2 separate regions of the Homo sapiens genome follow, and region 1 is linked to region 2. Evidence: chromatin loops called from intact Hi-C (ENCODE). Cell type or tissue: OCI-LY7. All regions are shown on one strand. Each heading gives the region's core, and the rest is flanking DNA. Links, peaks and the distances in the headings are about the cores only. Region 1 has its middle 200 kb from the start of LINC02195. Region 2 has its middle 50 kb from the start of LINC02195.

Region 1 (9,326 bases), core at 957-8,956, 150 kb after region 2:
ATAAATGGTGAACAATTTTTAGAGTATATGCAATAGTTGGGACACACACTAAAAAAATCTACTATTTGTCTGAAATTCAAATTTGACTGAAGAGCTTTCATTTTATCTGGAAACCTGAGTCTTATATTTTACATATTTCTATTTACAATACTCAACCTTACTGCTAGTTTCTTGAATATATAGAGCACAGTTATAACTCTTTTAATGTCCTTGTTTCTCAATTCTGCCACCTGTGTTATTTCTCAGTAGGTTTTAATTGATTGATATTTCTCCTCATTATGGGTCATATTTTTCTACTTTTTTTCATTCCTGGTCATTATTTGTTGAATGGCAGACGATGTGAATTTTACCTTATTGGATGCTGGGTATTTTTATATTCCTGTGAATATTTTTGAACTCTCTTCTGGGATCCAGTTAAGTTAGGGAAAACAGTTTGGTCCTTTTGAGTCTTGCTTTTAAACTTTCTTTGGCAGGACCGCTGAGTACTCCTTCTAGAACTCTACCCAGTGTCCAAGGATTATTGTAAGGTTTTCCACTCTGGCTGGTGGGAACAGGAACTATTCTCAGCCATGTGGAAGCTCCCTCATTGTTCTTCTAATCCTCTCAAGTGGTTTTTCCTTGATCTCTGATGGTTTCCTTTTCCTGACATGCATGGGCTGATCATGACTCAACTGAAGACAAGAAGGGTCCTTTACTAAACTCCAGATCTCTTTCCTCCTCCTCCTCCTCCTCTTCCTTCTCCTCCTCCTTCTCGTATTCCTCTTCCTCCTCCTCCTCTTCCTCCTCGTCTTCCTCCTTCTCCTCCTCCTCCTCCCTACTCTCTGACCTGTGAACTCTAGTACTTTGCCCTGAGAACTTTAGCTGCTTCGCCCTCCCCCGACTCCCAACCTTATTTCTTCAACTTAGAGAGTCCACTGGGCTCCGCCCAGGTTTCCCTTCTCTGTGCTGTGGACCATAAATGCCCTCCCGGCAGTAACCTCTGGCCTCCTGCTCAGCCTTGTGTGACCCAGTCAGCCCATTTGGCTTCAAGGGATCCTCCTGTGTATGTGCGCACCCTGAGAGTCTTGGGTTTCATCCTATAAAGACTGTGCCAGGTCTGCCATCCCAAGGATACAGCAAGTAACATCTCCACTACGTGGCCTGAAGGGTGTTAGAATGGCAGCCTTTCTCAGATCTTCACTGGGGAATTAAGGAACTATGAGTCTAAAGAAGAGGTAGAAAGAAGAAAAACTCAGCAGGCAAGAGTCAGCACACATGAGCTAGATCATCTCTGTTGCAGAAAAGGGAACCGGGGAGTGGCTGCTGGGAGGCAGGGGTGGAAGCATTGGAGGGCAGAGTGCCAGGAGCCTGCAATATCACATGTAAAATGAAATGCCAGTATCAAGGCTCTGAAGGGCTCTGACAGGCAATCAGTACCCCAGCTGAGATGGGAGCAGGTGTCTCCTCCCCAGGAAGGGCCACAGGGATGGATGTCAAGAGGAAATAGGAAGCAGGAGGAAGAAAGAGTGTCACATGCTGGCTGGAAAGTTGAGAATTCTTGCCCCATGTCTGAGGAGTGCAGCGAGAACCCTGTAGTTTTGCCTGCTCAACCTTCATCCCTTCACCTCTTCTGGAAATACATTTTGATTTTCCTTTGGGGGCTCCCTCCCTCACTCTCAGTCCATGTAGTTCTAAGGAGATTGACCCATTGCCAGGCTCTACATGTGGGCATGTGACTCAAGCCAGCCCCAGCAAAGCCAAACCAGGAACTTTTGTGAGAGCCATAAGAAGATACTGTTTTTACTAAGGTTGCTAAGTTGGTAGGATATAAACATGACATTGCAGACAACCAACTAGGCACTCTGCAGTGAAATTCTCCATGATACTAAAGTCAACGTAGAGGGAAGCAGAACCAGAGGGTAGAGGAAGATTCCTGAGGACATTTTTGAACACCTAGACCCAGCCATACCTGAACCCATAGCCTCCTAAATGTCTTATTTTAGTAAGACAATGAGTTCCCCTTTTAAAATTAAATATATTAAACTCTTACAAGTAGAGATTGCTATAAATATGCTTCTAACGTGTACCCCTAGACTCAGTTCTTGAATAAAGAACTAGAATTTTTTAGCTGGAAGCTCTGCCACTCTCCCCGCTCCTCAGGAGACTCACTCTTGAAGGTGGCCAAGCATCAAAGGTGTCTTGTCTGCTCAGGCTGGCTCTGGCCACATGTTGCTGGGCCTTGCCCAGAGTTCAGCTTCTCAGTTGGGATCCCTGGAGGGCTCTTCCCATTGCTCTGGGTCTCTGGGGGGTGTATTTGCAAGTCCCATCTCCTCAAATTTTACCTACAGACACTTTTTTTCTTTCGAGATGGGGTTTCATTCTGTCACCCAAGCTATAGTGCATTGGCATGATTTTGGCTCACTACAACCTCCACATCCTGGGATCAAGCCATCCTCCCATCTCAACCTCCTGAGTAGCTGGGATTACATGCACCACCACGCCTGGCTAATTTTTGTATTTTTTATAGAGACAGGATTTCGCCATGTTATCCAGGCTGGTCTCAAGCTCCTGGGGTCAAGCAATCTGCCCCTGCCTCAGCCTCCCAAAGTGCTGGGATTACAGGTGTGAGCCACCACGCCCGGCCCCTACAGACATTTTAATATCATTGTCTATATTTAAAAAAAAAATCAGATGTTTAACTTTTCTTAAAACCAAAAGAACTGGGAAATTTGGTCCCACGGGTCTTCATGGAGGTAAGGAGCAGCTTCTCCCCTTACACTGACCAGGTGTTCTCCAGTTTGCCACAGTCCTCCCCATCCCCTGTCATATTCCACCCTGGCCCATGTCATGCACTTTTCTTGCCCACCTGGCACCTTCACGAAGGTGAGTCCGTGAGACCTTTACAGTGAGAGAGCTGAGCCCAGGCCTCCAAGGGGTAGGGGCAGTTCACCTGGAAGGAGGAAGACAGGGGAAGGACTTCTCTTTATCTGGGATGCTCTATGTTCCAGGCAAGATATCCAGCACAGGCAGTAATGATCTGAAAAAGATGGGCTCTGCTCACAGCCTAGTGAGGGAGACAGATGTGTAAATCCCAGCATCTCTGTCTTTCCCATGGCTGTAGTGTGGTTCCTTTGATTCTCCAAATCTCATGTTGAAGTGTGATCCCCAGTGTTGGAGGTGGGGCCTAATGGGAGGGGTTTTGGTTATTGGGGTGGATCCCTCATGAATGGCTTGGTGTGTCCTAATGGTAATCAGTGAATTCTTGCTCTATTAGTTCCTGAAAGAGCTGGTTACTAAAGGGAGCCCAGTACCTCCCTCCCTCTTCTGCTCCTTCTCTCACATGTGATCTCTGCACACAACAGCTCCCTTTCACCTTCCGCCATGAGTGGAAGCGGCCTGAGGCCCTCTCCAGAAGCCCAAGCAGATGTGGTCACCATGTTTCTTGTACAGCCTGAAGAGCCATGAGCCAAATAAACCTCTTTTTTTATAAATTTCCCAGCCTCAGTCATCCCTTTCTAGCAACACAAATGGACTAAGACACCACCGAAGTGCCCAAGATGGCAGAGTACAACCATCTCATGCCACTGAGATGAAAGTTCTGGAGAGGAGTTGGAAATGAGCTATGAATGTGAACATGATATTTCTTGCAAGCCTCATGTTCTCACATGAAAATAGGCATAAAACTTTTATATTCAACCTCTTCATATTAAAAAAAAAAGTTTTACTCAAAAAATAAAAAATTTTAAAAAGGCTGGGCGTGGTGGCTCACACCTGTAATGCCAGCACTTTGGGAGGCTGAGGCAGGTGGATTGCCTGAGCCCAGGCATTTAAGACTAGCCTGAGCAACATGGTGAAACCCCATCTCTACTAAAAATACAAAAAAAGGAAAAATTAGCTGGGCATGGTGGCAGGCATCTGTAACCCCAGCTACTCAGGAGGCTGACACAGGAGAATCGTTTGAACCTGGGAGGTGGAGGTTGCAGTGAGCCGAGACCACACCATTGCACTCCAGCCTGGGCAGCAGAGCAAGACTGTCTGAAATAAATAAATAAGTAAATAAATGAATAAATAAAAAGAAGTTTTATACAATTGAGATTCCAGCAAAGTGAGCCTTGTTTATCCTGAAACCTCCTGTGTTCTCCTGACAAATGGAGGTGAACCCCAGGAGTTATAGGTACCCCACTTTGCGAAGCAGACATAAAATAGAAAATGATAATGAATGTAGTAAGTCCTGTACCAGACACTGTCCTGTGTTGCGACATTTGCACTGGCTCTTTGACTGCCTGGAAGGATCTTACCCCCAGATGCCTCCATGGCTCACTCTTTCATCTCCACGTTTTTGTGCAAGCATCACGTCAATGCAGCTCATTGTCGTCACCCCATCTAAATTGCCACTGCCCCTTCTCTGCAACACTCCTACAACTCTTTATCCAATTCTTTTTTTCCTCCATGGCATTTGTCACTTTTTAATCACCTTAAATACTTTTCTGATGTCTTGTGCTTACTGTTTATTTCCCCCTCTGGAAATTAAGCTCCACAAGAGCTGGCATTTTTGTCTGATGTGTTCATTGCTGCATCTCCAGCTCCTAAGACAGAAACTGGCATAGAGCAGGACTTTAAGGAGTATTTTTAAAGAAATGAATGAATAAATGAACAAATGGATGGTATATCCTCTCCTGGGAGGGAGGACACTCGAGCAGACTTGATCACAACGTTGTACATCTGCTTTGTCTAGAAAGGTAAAATATGAAAGTACATGAGGGCTTTTGAAGCCAAAGGACTAAAGGACCATGAGAAACAAGATATAATCTCACTTTGTTCCCCATGCTCTGAATCCTTCTGAGGCTAACCCATCTACCTGCAGTCCCAGACCCTCCCGCCACTGGCCCAGGCTACCTGCAGCTCAAGGCTGGACTACACCACAACTTCCTGGACACATCATCACCCGTCCTTGCCTGCTTCCTCCACACTTCTCCCCACCCAAGGCTGGTGCCAGAACAGACAGCATTTTCTGAATTAGAAAAGGGCACCCCCTAGGGGTTTGTAGCCCCACAGGCACAGGACTTGGTAGACTGACATATGCTGATATTGGATGAACCTGCAAAATTGACCCCACTCTGACTGCAAGCAAGATGCCCCATGCTGTGTCCCTTATACAAGACACAGCCCTGCACGACTGTTGCTTGGCAGCCCTGTGAACATCCCATCATGGCCAGAATTTTTTTCCAGCAATTCAGGTGTGCAATAAATGTCACAGTACTTTATTTGTCTAAAATCAAATTAAATCTGACTCTAATCCCCCCATTTCCCCAGGCTGGAGGGAAATTCAATCATTATTGAAGCTCTCCTCCCACAGTTTGAACAGTTTCCTGGAGGGTCTTAGGAAATAAAAGGAGTAAGTCCTTTAGATGGATGCTGATGCCCAGGTCTGTGCATGTTGGGGAGAGGAGACACAAGAAGGGTAACATTCCCAGAAAAGTTTGGAGGACCAGCACCACAGACCATGGGGCCAGCATGAGCTGTGTCAAAGGCCAGGACTGTACTGTGAGGTTGGAGGAGGGACCTATGCTTTGTTTAAGGTGATGAGTTCATTCTCATATTCTTGCCCTGAAACATATTCAGAGACAGCTATTTGATCATCCACCCATCCATCCATTCATCCATCCATCATTCAACAAATACACATTGGGTTTCTACTTTGTGCTAGACCCAGGGGATATATTGCTGAAGGAAACAGATGCAGTCCCTACTTAACTAGAGCATGCAGGTAGCAGGGAAACAGATAATATGTAAACAACCAAGTGAATATATTGTTATAAATGGTGATCAATGCTTTAAAAGAAAAAGGAGGATGCTATGCAAGAGAATAACTAGGTAGTTCAGGGCAGCCTTACTGAGGCAATAGGTGAGCCGACACCTAGGATGTGACAAGAAGTGAGACAGGCAGAGTGGGTGTGGAGCCTTCTGACCAGCAGGGCAGCAGGAGGAAGGTTCTGCAGCAGGAAAGAGTCTGGGTATGGATGCATTTTTCTCAAGACTGGGGCCACCGCCTTCATCAGGCTCTCAAATTGACCTTGACATCCACTGACTTTAAGAGCCCTAAGCCTTGTCTGCTTTTATTCTTTTTTTTTTTTTTTTGAGATGGAGTCTCTCTGTTGCCCAGGCTGGAGTGCAGTGGTGCGATCTCAGCTCACTGCAACCTCCACCTCTTGGGTTCAAGTGATTCTCCTGCCTGAGCCTCCCAAGTAGCTGGGATTACAGGTGCCTGTCACCACACCCAGCTCATTTTTGTACTTTTAGTAGAGACAGGGTTTCACCATGTTGTCCAGGCTGGTCTCGAACTCCTGGCCTCAAGTGAACTCCTCGGCCTCTCAAAGTGCTGGGATTAGAGGTGTGAGCCACTGTACCTGGCCTACTTTCATTCTTTATATATATGCACACTCCCGAGGAAGACTGATGTCATGAAGCAAACTCCAGGACTGAAAATCTCAGGGGTAGAGTGCTGTTTCTATGATGTGGCATTTTTACAGGCTCTCTTTCATCCCTTTCTTCTTGCTCGCCCTCCCTCCCCACCTCCCATCCTGACCCCCGCTGAAACACACAGTCACGGGACAGGTCCTCAAGCAGGTACAACTCAAAATGCTAGAGCAATGGAGCAGCAGGATTGTGAGGGAGAAACACAGCTTATAAACTGTCTCCCAACCCAGGCAGGTGCCAGTGAAATGTTTGACAGCTCAGGAGATGGATCGGCAATACGGGTTGGGCAACACTTCCAGGGCAGAACTGAAGCCATCCTTCCTGGGAACGGCCTCATAGATAGCCTGCAAACGCTTGTCAGCCCAGCCTCCAAACGCTGTCCCTTGCCATCTCGGTTTCCTCATGGCTCCACTCCAGGCCTCCAGGCCTCTGGGGGCTCTGTATTGAGCTGGAGTCAGCCTAGGGAGGCTCAGACCCCTGAACACTAGACCCAAAGGAAGACCTCAGGCAGAGGAAATGCCATGAAAGAAATCGCAGCGGGAGAGATGACTTAGCAAGGGTTTCCAACACATGCTTCTCTGGTTCCTTGAGGTGCACTTAAACTACTATTTTAATAAAATACTTAATACAATTTTACAAAGACCACACGCATTGTGTTTTCCATATGCCAGAGACTGTGCCCAATCTACAAACAAGTCAATGCATGTAGATAGATGTCAACCTATATGCATTGACTCATGTAATCCTCAGGACATCTTATAAGTTAGGTGTTATTAGCTCAGTTTAGAGATGAGCACACTGAGGCGGGAGAGGGTGCAGTCAAGGAGCTGAGACACAGCAGAGTGAGGCCATCTGGGCTCTCCAAGAAGCAGGTGCTGAGACAGAGTTGGAAGACAAGGAGCTGAGAGGAGATAATGCCTATGAAAGGAAAGAGGCAGAGGCAGGAAGCTGGAGCCTCAGACAGCTCTGTAGGCTTCACAAGGTTGGATGCAGGAGCTGCAAAGCAAAGGATGCCCATCAGAGTCCCGGGTTGAGTGGAAACTGCCAGACCAGGCTACCACCACCTTGCTTAGGACTAGAGGCTGTTCCAAAAAGAACAGGACCTCCCATCAGAAGTTGACGCAGATCCTGAAGGAGGTAATAGCTAGGCACATTCCTCACAGCTGCACAGAGGGTCCTTTCGTGAAGGGAGATCTGAGCGGTACTTCCCGGTGTCCACCATACAGAGATAGCATTTGAATCCTGTTCTTCTGCAGGCCAAGCAACTAACCCCTACGGGAGCCTGCTGCCACTTCCCTAAAGCCTAAAGCCTGAAATGCAGAAGGAACCTCTGAGAGCCTGCTGTCCACCTGCCTCCCTGTAGAGATGAGCTACAGAAGTTAAGCAACCGGGCCAAGGCCACACAGCAAACCAGTGGTGGGGCTGGGTCTCTTTTCTCAGAGACAGGACACCAACTAGATTCCTGTGCTGTCTTTCTCCAGGTTTGTCCTGGAACTCGGGTCCACAGGCCTGTGATTTGGAAAAGCAGCCATCTGATTCTGGCGCCATCCCCACATGCTCTCAGGGACCCTCTGTCCTGAGAAGCAGGGGAAGATTAGGCAAAATCTGAGTTCTCTCACATCCCCAAGCTCTCTTAGCCAGTTGGAGTAAATGCACTGGGGAGGCTTTGAGGCAAAGGCCAATGGAGGCACACAGGGGAAGGGAATCAGGAGTCAAGGAAGGCTTCCTGGAGGAGGAAACGCTGTCGCTGAGTCTTGAAAGATGAGTAAGTGTCTGAGTGGGGAATGATTGGGCAGGGAGGACAAGCTGAGGTGCAGGACAATGTCAGCAGAGATGTAACAGGAAGAAAGAGTAGCCCACTTTCTGGAAACTGCTGATGGTTTATGCAGCCAGGGTGTCATGTTCACAGCAGAACAACAAGAGGGGCACTGGACAGGTAGGCATGACCAGATAATGAAAGGACTTCGAGGGAAGGGCAATGGGGAGCCAGTGGAGATTGTAGAGAGAGGAAAGACATGGTCAGATTTGTGTTTTGAAAAGCTCTTTCTAGCAGCAGTGAGGAAAGTGCATTAAAAGGAAATAATACTAGAGGCAGGGGGACTTGGAAGGAGCCTGGGGCGGCACCTGAGCAAAGACGAAGGATTCGAACTTACAGCCCAGCAATCCATTGATGGGAGAACCTACCCTGGCACCCTGTCTAGTCCCTGGGTGAGTGATGGGGGCTGCCATCACTGCGAGAGTGATGCAGGAGGAAGACCACACTGTGGAGTTGACGAGACAGTGAATTTACTTGTGGATGAGTTAAAGGTAACAATATATGTGCAACCTCAGATAGGAAGAAACCCCCTAAGAAATTAGGTGTTTATGAAGAGTTTTCATGGCTGAAGGGAGATGTGTGGGACCTATGAAGGGACCAGTGGAAGTTAGAGCCAGAATATTACAAAGTGAAAACATGCAGAGCCAAAAGAAGAGAAACTGATGATTGCAACCATGGAAAAGGCCAACTGTTGCAGATCAGTAGAAGGAGACCCAGCAACGCACTGGGAAGGAATAACCAGATGAAGGAGTGTGGGCCAGACATGGTGGCTCACGCCTGCAATCCCAGCATGTTGGGAGGCTGAGATGGGCAGATCACTTGAGGTCTGCCTGGCAGACCTTGAGGTTTGCCGGGACCAGCCTGGCAAATATGGCAAAACGCGGTCTCTACTGAAAATGCAAAAGTTAGCTGGGCATGGTAGCCCATGCTTGTAATCCCAGCTACTGAGGAGGCTGAGACACGAGAATCTCTTGAGCCTGGGAGGTGGAGTTTGCAGTGAGCCGAGATCACGCAGTGGCGTGATCTCCAGCCTGGGTGATAGAGCAAGACTTCC
Region 2 (9,326 bases), core at 598-8,597:
CAATTTGTAGCAATTTGTCATCCCTCAATTATTAGAAAAGGGAAAGAAGAAAACACAAGAAAGGTAGGGAGGGAGGTGAAGATGTAAAAGAGAATAAAGACTGGATATATTCCTCCCCCTCCCCATCTACCTACCCATGAAAAATTATTTTAATTAACTACCAATATTTGTAAGTGACAAGAACCTTACATAACCATCTGAATGTCAGTTCTCATTTGAAAAATTCAAAATCTGGCAGCACCGGGCCCTTATTTATTCACTGCTACTGACTGGGGCTGCAGAACGTGTGTCCTTTTAGACCCATCTTGCATTCTTCTGTTGACACAGCCCCCACTCTGCCCACTGCACCCACTTTTCACTTCTGGCCTAGTGCCTGTGGACATCTGAGTTCTTACCCCCTTTGGATGGGTCCATCTTGGAGGTTAGGCAGATGAGTAATGTGCTCAGGTCTGAATGGGTCCAGGCTATTTTGGCTGGAGTGCAGAGGACAGAACAAAAGGAGAAGAACCAGACACAGAGAAACCAGTTTCAAGACTGTCCAGGTAATGTGACTAGAGATGCAAGGGTAATGAATATGGGTGTGGGCATCTTCACAAGGTTTGTTTCCTTAACGTTGCAATCTCTCCTTCTTAGTAAAGCCTTCTTTACTGCCCTATTTAAAGTTACACCCCCATCCTCCATCTCCCTCCCCTGCCTCATTCTTCTGCATTATACGAATCCTTCCCCAACATTCTGGATGCTTTACATATTCATCTTTTCATTATCTGTCTCCTCCAACTAGAACGGAAGCTCCAGGTGGCCAGGAATTTTGTTTGTTTGATGCCCTGCTGTATTCCCAGTGCCCAGCACAGAATGTTTTTAACAAAGAAATGTTTGTTTTAGGTTTAAAAATGATGTTTTAAGTTATTTTTAAATATATACCATCTCAATACAGGAGGAAGATGGGCTATGTTTTTCTAGCCCGCCAGCACAGCCCAGAGGACCTCCAGGACTGTTCCGATCCCAGTCTAAGAAATTCGTCTCGGCCAAGCGCAGTGGCTCATGCCTGTCATCCCAGCACTTTGAGAGGCTGAGGCGGGAGGATTGCTTGAGCCCAGGAGTTCAAAACCAGCCTGGGTAACATAATGAGACTTCTTCTCTACAAAATCATAAAAATAAAAATAAATTAACCAGGCATAGTGGTGCGCACCTGCAGCCCCAGCTACTCAGTAGATTGAGGTGGGAGGATCGCTTGAGCCTGAGAGGTTGAGGCTGCAGTGAGCTATGATTGCGCTGCTGCACTGCAGCCTGGGCAACCAAGCAAGACCTTGTCTCAAAAACAAACAAACCAAAACAGGAAGTTCATGTCCACACTAGCCATGCAGTGGCAGGGGTAGACATGCCACCTCTTGGAAGCCAAGTCCCCCAAGGCTGGGGTATGTCCAGGACTTGCTCACACCTCCACATCCACAGCTCTCTGGACATGGACACTAGACCCTCCGGAGCCCCAGCACCCTGGGACCCATACAGCCTTTGAAAGGAGGGCTCAGATTAAGTGTCCTTTATCTCCATTGTGATTTCTCCCCTGTTTTTCTCTGAACAAGTGGCAAGGCTCTCAGAGCCTCCCTTTGATGCTTAATTGCTTAATTATCAGCTTACTCCACTAACTCTAAAAAAGGGAATTGAACCACTTTAAAAAGGGAGGTGGGGTTGGAGGCTGCCCAGGGAGTGCGGCTCCCCTCTGTGTCTGCAACAGTTAACTCCAGAGAGGGTAGGAGGGCTTCTTACAACTTGGGTTCAGGGGCCTGTCCCCTCCTGCCACTACTATCATCACCCTTTCTGTCCCTCTTCATCAAGATGAATGCTTGGAGATGAGTGTGAGGATATCTGAGCCCCCAGGGCCACTATCCAGCTTACCCTTTTTTTTATTTTTATTTTTTATTTTTTTATTTTTTTTGAGACAGGGTCTCTCTCTCTCTCTGCCACCCAGGCTGGAGTGCAGTGGCACAATCTTGGCTCACTGCAGCCTCAACCTCCCCAGGCTCAGGTGATCCTCCCACCTCAGCCTCCTGAGTAGCTGGGACTGCAGGCACACACCACCACACCTGGCTAACACATTTTTTGTAGAGACAGGGTCTCACCACGCTGTCCAGGCTGGTCTTAAACTGGGCTTAAGCGATCTGCCCACTTTGACCTCCCAAAGTGCTTTTTCCTCTGAAAGCATCTAAATCTTTTCAAATTTCAATTATTTTTATGCTGCTGACATTTGTTCCTCCATTCTATCTTCCTTTCATTTATTCATTGACACAGTTTACATGCCAGGGTCAAATGAGGCACTCAGGACCAAAGAATAAAAAGATGGATCTGAAAACAGCTGCCATTCAAATGCCCTGATAGTCTGGGCAGGATGTGGGGAGGGGTTAATCCTACTGAGCTGAGAGTGGGGATCTGTGTTTGGGGGATCAGAACCACCTTCAGGAGGAAGTGACATTTCATAGGTCCAAGAAGCATAGGTGGGTGCTCAAGATGTCAGCAGATTTCACCTTCTCTTCTCTTTCATCTCTTCCCTGCCCCTCCTCTCTTTCCTTCTATCCTCCTCCTCCTCTTCTTCCCTCCACCCTCTGCTGCTCTTTCACTCTCTTAGACACACATACACACACACACACACACACACACATCTTCCTCAATTTGTGAATAAAATAGTTTCACAAACACACAGACGATCTCACTATACCCACCTCTGCTGTCTCCAGTTGGTGTCTCAGAAGCAGACTCTGAGTCAAGTTCTTGAGTGCAGGCAGTTTATTTGGGAGATGATCCCAGGAAGCCTGATGAGGGAGTGGAGAAGTGAGTCAGGGAAGAGAAAAGCCAACAGAGTGTGTGCTAATAAGTGCACTGTTGCTGTGGGCAGCTGAAGCTTAGTGCTGCTGGGATCCTCTGAGACAGTGTGGGACGTGCTTCAGAATTGTCCCAAGGAGGGAGAAGAAGGCTGCAGCGTTTATGCACCAATTCCAGGGTGGAGGATCCCTCCTGTGGGCTTACCCTGTTGGTGCTTCTGGTCTGACCCCACATATGCATGAAAACCCCCTCAGGGAAATGGCTAAGGGAGAGATGTGCTGGGCACCAGGGACTGCTACAGGGAGGAACTCTGTGCAGGTTACAGTCTAGGGTGGGCTGAGGGACTGTGCTGGGAGAACTAGCAATATCTGCTTCATGTACACATTCCATATTCTTCTCCCTTCCTCCCTCCTTCTCCCTTTCTCTCTCGCTGTCATACACACTTACACACATGCACACAAGCACACGCTAAGGTGATCAGTCACATAGATATAAAATAACACAGAAGCTCCCAGAGAAGATGGGTGGTCCCATCTCAGAGACCTTTGTCTTCTACCAGCTTACTTGACTGTAATTCCTCCCATCTTTAGGATACTGGTATAGTGGATCCAGTTTCTCAGCACACAAATGTGCTCATACACATTCTATCTCGACCTAGTTCAACAGGGCTTTGTTTTTTCTTTTTATTAAAAAGAATTACCCCTGAGATGAGGTCCAGAAAGGAGCTACATCCCACACAGATGCAGAAGAGACCTACAAGAATTTCCCTCCCAGTGCAGCAGAGTCGAGGCTCAGATGGGTTCCTCTCACTCCCATCCCCCTTGGGCTACAGGGAGCAAGGCCTGTACACAGAACATAGCATGCAGGCCTCTCTATAACCCACAGATTTTTCTTTCTTTCTCAGGTCCCACAAGATCAACAAAATCTAAAAAGATCCAATAAACAAATACTTTCAATGGCATTATCATTATTATTATTATTGTTTATTTTTTTGAGACAGAGTCTCACTCTGTTGGCCAGGCTGGAGTGCAGTGGCGTGATCTCAGCTCACTGCAACCTCCATTTCCCAGGCTCAGGCAGTTCTCCTGCCTCAGCCTCCCAACTAGCTTGGATTACAGGCATGTGCCACCACACCTGGCTAATTTTTGTGTTTTTAATACAGACGGGGTTTCACCATGCTGGCCAGACGGGTCTCAAACTTATGACCTCAGGTAACCCACCCGCCTCGGCCTCCCAAAGTGCTGGGATTACAGGCGTGAACCACCGCGCCTGGCCTAATGGCATTATTTTTAATGGCAAAAAACCACAATTACTTTTGCACCAATCTCGTAAATGTTTCTACCAGTCACCCTACCAGAGCATTTACTGCAGTATCTCGAACCACTTGGTAGGGGTCCCACTGAGAATGACTTGACTGGCCACTACCATGCTGCCCTAGGTAGTTTGCTACAGTAAGGACCCCAGCGCATCATGCATCCATTACTCTGTGTGTGCCTCTCCTCATTGACTCTGGGCTTGGCTTTGTGACTTGCTTTGGCCAATGGTACATGTACAAACCTGGTGCCAGCAGAAGTGTAATGAGTACTTGTGCACTGAGGCTTCCTCTCTGAGACCACTGATGAGGGAGCTGGTCTACAGTAAACCACGTGAGAGGCCACATGCAGAACCAAGATGCCTCAGCCAACAGCTGACACCAGCTGCCAGACATGTGACTGGCAAATTCAAAGCCTTTGAATTCATGAAAGAGGAAGATTTTTCTCGTACAATCTTAGGAGGTAGGGAAAGTGCCCAGCAGAGAGCTCCTTCAACACGGAAAACAGGTAGCCCTGGCCACGTGGAGCTGGAGAGGGGAGATGCAGACAGAGCTAGGAGTGGCCAGAAGCCAGAAAAAGTTGAGTCTGGCAAATCTCTCGGCCACCTTGACTAGAGTTCTGGAGTTCATATGGAAACATGGATATTTTATAGAGTCATGTATTTTCCTTGTTTATTTCCCCAGCTTCTCACACATTTTCAGCGATGCTCTTTGTGGAAATGTCAGCCTCTCAGCTCTGCTCAAGAAAACCCAGGAACAGAGAGAGCCGGCTCAGATCTGCGCCAAGTGTTTGAGAGGCAGCAGCGCCCCCAAGGGGCCAGCAAGGTGGGGCAGCGGCGGGAGTGCTGAGCTCCGGAGGGGAGCTCTCCTTTCTTCAACAGGCATTTATTGAGCACCTGCTGTATGTGGTCCAGGCAGCAGCGGGAGAAGGGGAAAGTGGAAAACCAGACAAGGCCGTATAATGAGGGACTTAGGACTTCTGGAATTTTAATGAGCTGGTTTGCCCCTTTATTTCCTTTCAGACTTCCTGTTGATTCAAGTCATCAAAATGAAAGAATGCCAGCGTCCAAACACACATCTGGAAACAGAGCAATAAGGTTTTTAATATTTTGTTTCCTAATACAGAAACTCCTTTGAGATGCTATCAAATAAGGTGGGCATAACACATTCATTTGATTTCTTTTCCCTGCAAACGGGATCATTAAGGCATCCAAATTAACTGGGTGTAATCATGAATTAAATCGAGCTCTTTTATTAGGGAAACTTAGAGGCATCTTTCATCTTAATATCCTGACAGGATTCTCCTGACTTGAAGGTATGATTAGGGGAAAGGTGGCAAAAAAAAAGGAAAATAAAATAAAATAAAGAAGAAAAAACCCTCTGCAGCTCAACCATGAGTGGAATTGGTAATAAAACACTAGTTCCCCAGTGAACTCACCACCTTTCCACTCCTCCTCAACTGGGTTCATTATTTTATTTCTCTACTTGATAGGTTGAAAAATTGCCTGCAAACTGGTTAATTAGGACTAACAGTGCTTAGTAACTGGGGAGACAATTGCAGTTTGAGAAATTAATGCTCATGATTCATCTATTAAAGTGCATCTAGACACATGGTTTGCCTCATGGTAGTGTCAATCCAGCCATCTGTGCCTGTGGCCAGGGTAACTGAGCACTTCTCAGTCTGAGTTTGGGTGTAGTGGTGGTAAGAAACAGAATCCACTTTGCAAAAAAAGGGGGGGAGTTTCTTATAAGGACACAAAGGTAATTCCATATGGGACATCTGGGGATGGAATATGCTATGGACTGAATGTTTGTGACTGCCCCCTGCCAGCCCTCCACTAAGTTCACGTGTTCAAGCCTAACCTCTAATGTGATGGTATTAGGTTGGTGCAAAAGTAATAGCGGTTTTTGCCATTACCTTTAATGGCAAATTAAATGGCCATTGCTTTTAATGGCAAAAACTCCAATTACATTTGAACCAATCTAATATTAGGAGGTGGGGCCTTTGGGATGTAATTAGGATTAAATGCAGTCACGAAGATGGAACCCTCATGAAGAGGAGCAGTGGCCTTATAGAAGGGAATCCAGCGACCCCCACCCCCCGCCTTGCTTCGTCCCCCATGTAAGGACACAACAACAAAAAACCCAGCCAAATATGAACCAGGAAGCAGGCTGTCACCAGACACCAAACCTGTCAATGCTTTGATCTTGGATTTCCCAGCCTCCAGGACTGTGAGAAATACATTTCTGTTGTTTGTAAGCCAACCAGTCTATGGTATTTCATTATGGCAACTCAAACAGACTAAGACAGTATAAAACTAAGAAAGGGAGACGCTATGGGAGTTTCTTTATCACTCCTTTCCTCCCTCCCCTCTCTCCTTCGCTAGCCTCCCTATATGACCATGGTTTTCTAATTTCTGTTTTGCCCTGGGTACCAGCTCCATTTCCTTCTCTGCATAAAACCATCCTCCACTTAGTAATGGTGATGTGGACTACTCACCACACATTCATTCTTCTTCCAGATGTTTGGGGATCCTCTCCTTCCCTTTTGTCAGTTCATATGATTTGGTTAAAGTCCCATTGACCTACAGTTAATAAGATGCAGAGAGGCTTTTGCTGGGGTATTTTGGAAAGCCTCGCTTTACTAAGGAGATTTCAAGATAAGGGAGATAGGTCTGGGGGCTGCTGGAGTCATCTTCCAATGACCAAGACAAATCCTGTTTGAGAATAAAGCCAGCACATGGAGTAGGACAGGGAAATAGATTGCACGACATCATTTGAGCCCCTGTATCAAGTGACACCTGATGCTTACATTAGCCTGGATTTTACAGTTGCCTGAGCCAGTAAATCCCCTTTTTTGTGTATAAGCTAATTTGTTTTTAATTTTCTGTCACTTACGGTAGAAAGAATTCCTACTGAAACCCATGACTTCCTTTTGAATTGCAAAGTCCCCAGGTCTGAACTGACTCCGTATGGCCTTCCAGTCCAAGCACCACCACCTGATTATAGTTTCTGTATATATTACTTCATAGTCTCCAGAGGGACCCTCATTCAATCATCCCAGTCAAGGATTAAATCTCATGATTCACCAGTGCTCTAATCAGCTACAGCCAGGAGGATGAGGTGACAGAGTATAAACACAGTCGTGGTCCAGCAGGAACTGCAGGAGAAGGACAATACAAAAGAAGAGTCCAAATTGTGACCACTACATCCTTATTGGGTCCACTCAGCCCACTGAACGGGCACATGGAAATCCCTCTGAAATTCACAGCATCCAGGTATCTCAGCTGCTATGGCCCATTAGGTTGCATTAGCAACACTTAGTGTTTGCCAGGACTTGAGTTGGTGCCATGGAGCTCCCACTATGCAAAGAGGAGGCATCTTTGATTCTGCTTAGAGACTTTCATGTATCTGAAGAAACTATCACCCATTAGCATCTTTCTGTCTGATGCTGAAAAATGTCAACTCTAGGAAATGGCTGGCTAGCACACAAATTCCAGTCATTGCCCATGAAACTCTGGCTAGGGATTAGCAAGAAGAACAACCTAAAGTTCCCATTCACATCTGTGCATGGAGACAAGGAAGCACTGGTTCATTAATATGTGTACTTAGCAGATGTTTTCTGGGTCCTGGCATCTAAGACATAATTTAAAAAAAAAAACAACTGGGATGTTTTTAAGTGTCTTGATTTAGCAGGACTTGGGTGTTCAAAAGCAAGTGACATAAGATCTCTGAGCTTTAACTCTTCATCTTGAAAAGGGGAGGTGGTAATCCCTCCTTTATCTGCCTCAAAATGATGCTCATGCTCGTTTCCAGGAAGACTGGGCTGCCACAGCTCTCTTTGTTATCAGAAGGTGGATTCTGAGGACGGTGCCTCTAGCATCAGCAGCAGAAGCACACAGATCCCATGCCAATGTGAGCTGCAGTGGATTTATTGACCCCACCCAGAGGAGGTGCTATCTATGCCCCTCTTTGTGTGCCGTCTGCCTCCTGGGGTCCCCAGCTGTTAAGCAGGCCAACAACTGCCCACCTCAGTCTCCAGTAGAAAACATGAAGACTCCCCTCTCCTCTGGTAGTGTCAATCTAGCCATAAGCATTTAGGCTTATGCCTTATGCTGTATTAGGCTTATGCCTAGCCTTCTGCACCATCCACCATAGGACTTGCTATAGCACAAACAGGAGGTGTAAACAACAGGAGTGGTTGAAAGGAGTCAGTAGACAGTAGACAGTGGCCCAGCCTTCTCAAGCCCCATTGGTGTGATGCTGAGGTAGTTCTTCAGAGACACCCCAGCAGGATTGAACCCCAAGTGCTTGCAGCAGTGACCTGCTCATGAATGGCAACACTTATTGGATTTCCTTCCTTCCCTGTCTCACCTTCACCATTCCCCAACTTGGGCTCCCTGGGATCACCTTGTGGAAAAACTACCTACATCCAAGTCCTGGTCTCAGGGTGTATGCTAGAGGAACCCAAACCAAACCACCTGCCCAGCCCTGACTCCTTTCACAAGCATCTTGTCTACAGTCCAGACTCATTTTTTGGAGTGTAATTCATTCCTGGAATTAAACAAGTGTGATCTGAATTTTTGGGTATCCTTCCAGGGATATTTTAAGCATTTACAAGCAAATGTGGATATAAAATTCATACACAAGCAAGATTCTGTCTTTTATACCAAGACTTTGGATTTCTTCCTGTATTCTTCCATGCTTCTCCTCCATTCCCACAATCTAACTTTCTATCGGGTCTTACCTAACTGCAGTGAAAAGGTGCTATGAAGCAGGAGATGCCAGGTGCAACACGAAACAAGGGCAATTAACCCACACAGGGGAAAGGAGAAGTCAGAGAAGGCTTCCTACAGGATGTGCTATTTGTTTTGAAACCTGAGGATTAAGTGGAAGCTAATCAGGTAAACCACACAGTATATGCAATGGCCTGGAAGCCTAAAAAAGATTGGCTTGTTCAAAGAATTGCAAGTGATCTGTTCAAAAGCAGCCAGGGGCCAGGCACGGTGGTTCATGCCTATAATCCCAGCACTTCGGGAGGCCGAGGTGGGCAGATCACAAGGTCAAGAGATCGAGACCATCCTGGCCAACATGGTGAAACCCCATCTCTACTAAAAATACAAAAAAAAAAAAAAAAAAATTAGCCAGGCCTGGGGGCATGTGCCTTCAGTCCCAGCTACTTGGGAGGCTGAGGCAG

What was found. Peaks named below come from ENCODE experiments on the same cell type or tissue, not always from the same donor. Only the 100,000 strongest peaks of a DNase experiment are listed, where the experiment ranks them.
Region 1: it touches region 2 in a loop (14-fold over the local background); 2 of 110 quality-filtered maps call a loop at or near these places.

What each region holds. Positions count from the first base shown.
Region 1 is chr16:26,790,379-26,799,704 of GRCh38, forward strand. No RefSeq gene overlaps it. Among named protein-coding and RNA genes, the nearest start is that of LINC02195, 200 kb to the left of the region's middle. In OCI-LY7, for the core only: CTCF peaks have their summits at 5,018 (motif pointing left) and 5,218; a DNase peak (open chromatin) is centred at 4,993.
Region 2 is chr16:26,640,871-26,650,196 of GRCh38, forward strand. No RefSeq gene overlaps it. Among named protein-coding and RNA genes, the nearest start is that of LINC02195, 50 kb to the left of the region's middle. In OCI-LY7, for the core only: CTCF peaks have their summits at 4,948 (motif pointing left) and 5,161; DNase peaks (open chromatin) are centred at 1,311, 2,421, 4,471, 4,931 and 1 weaker place; H3K4me3 peaks cover 107 bases; H3K27ac peaks cover 5,424 bases.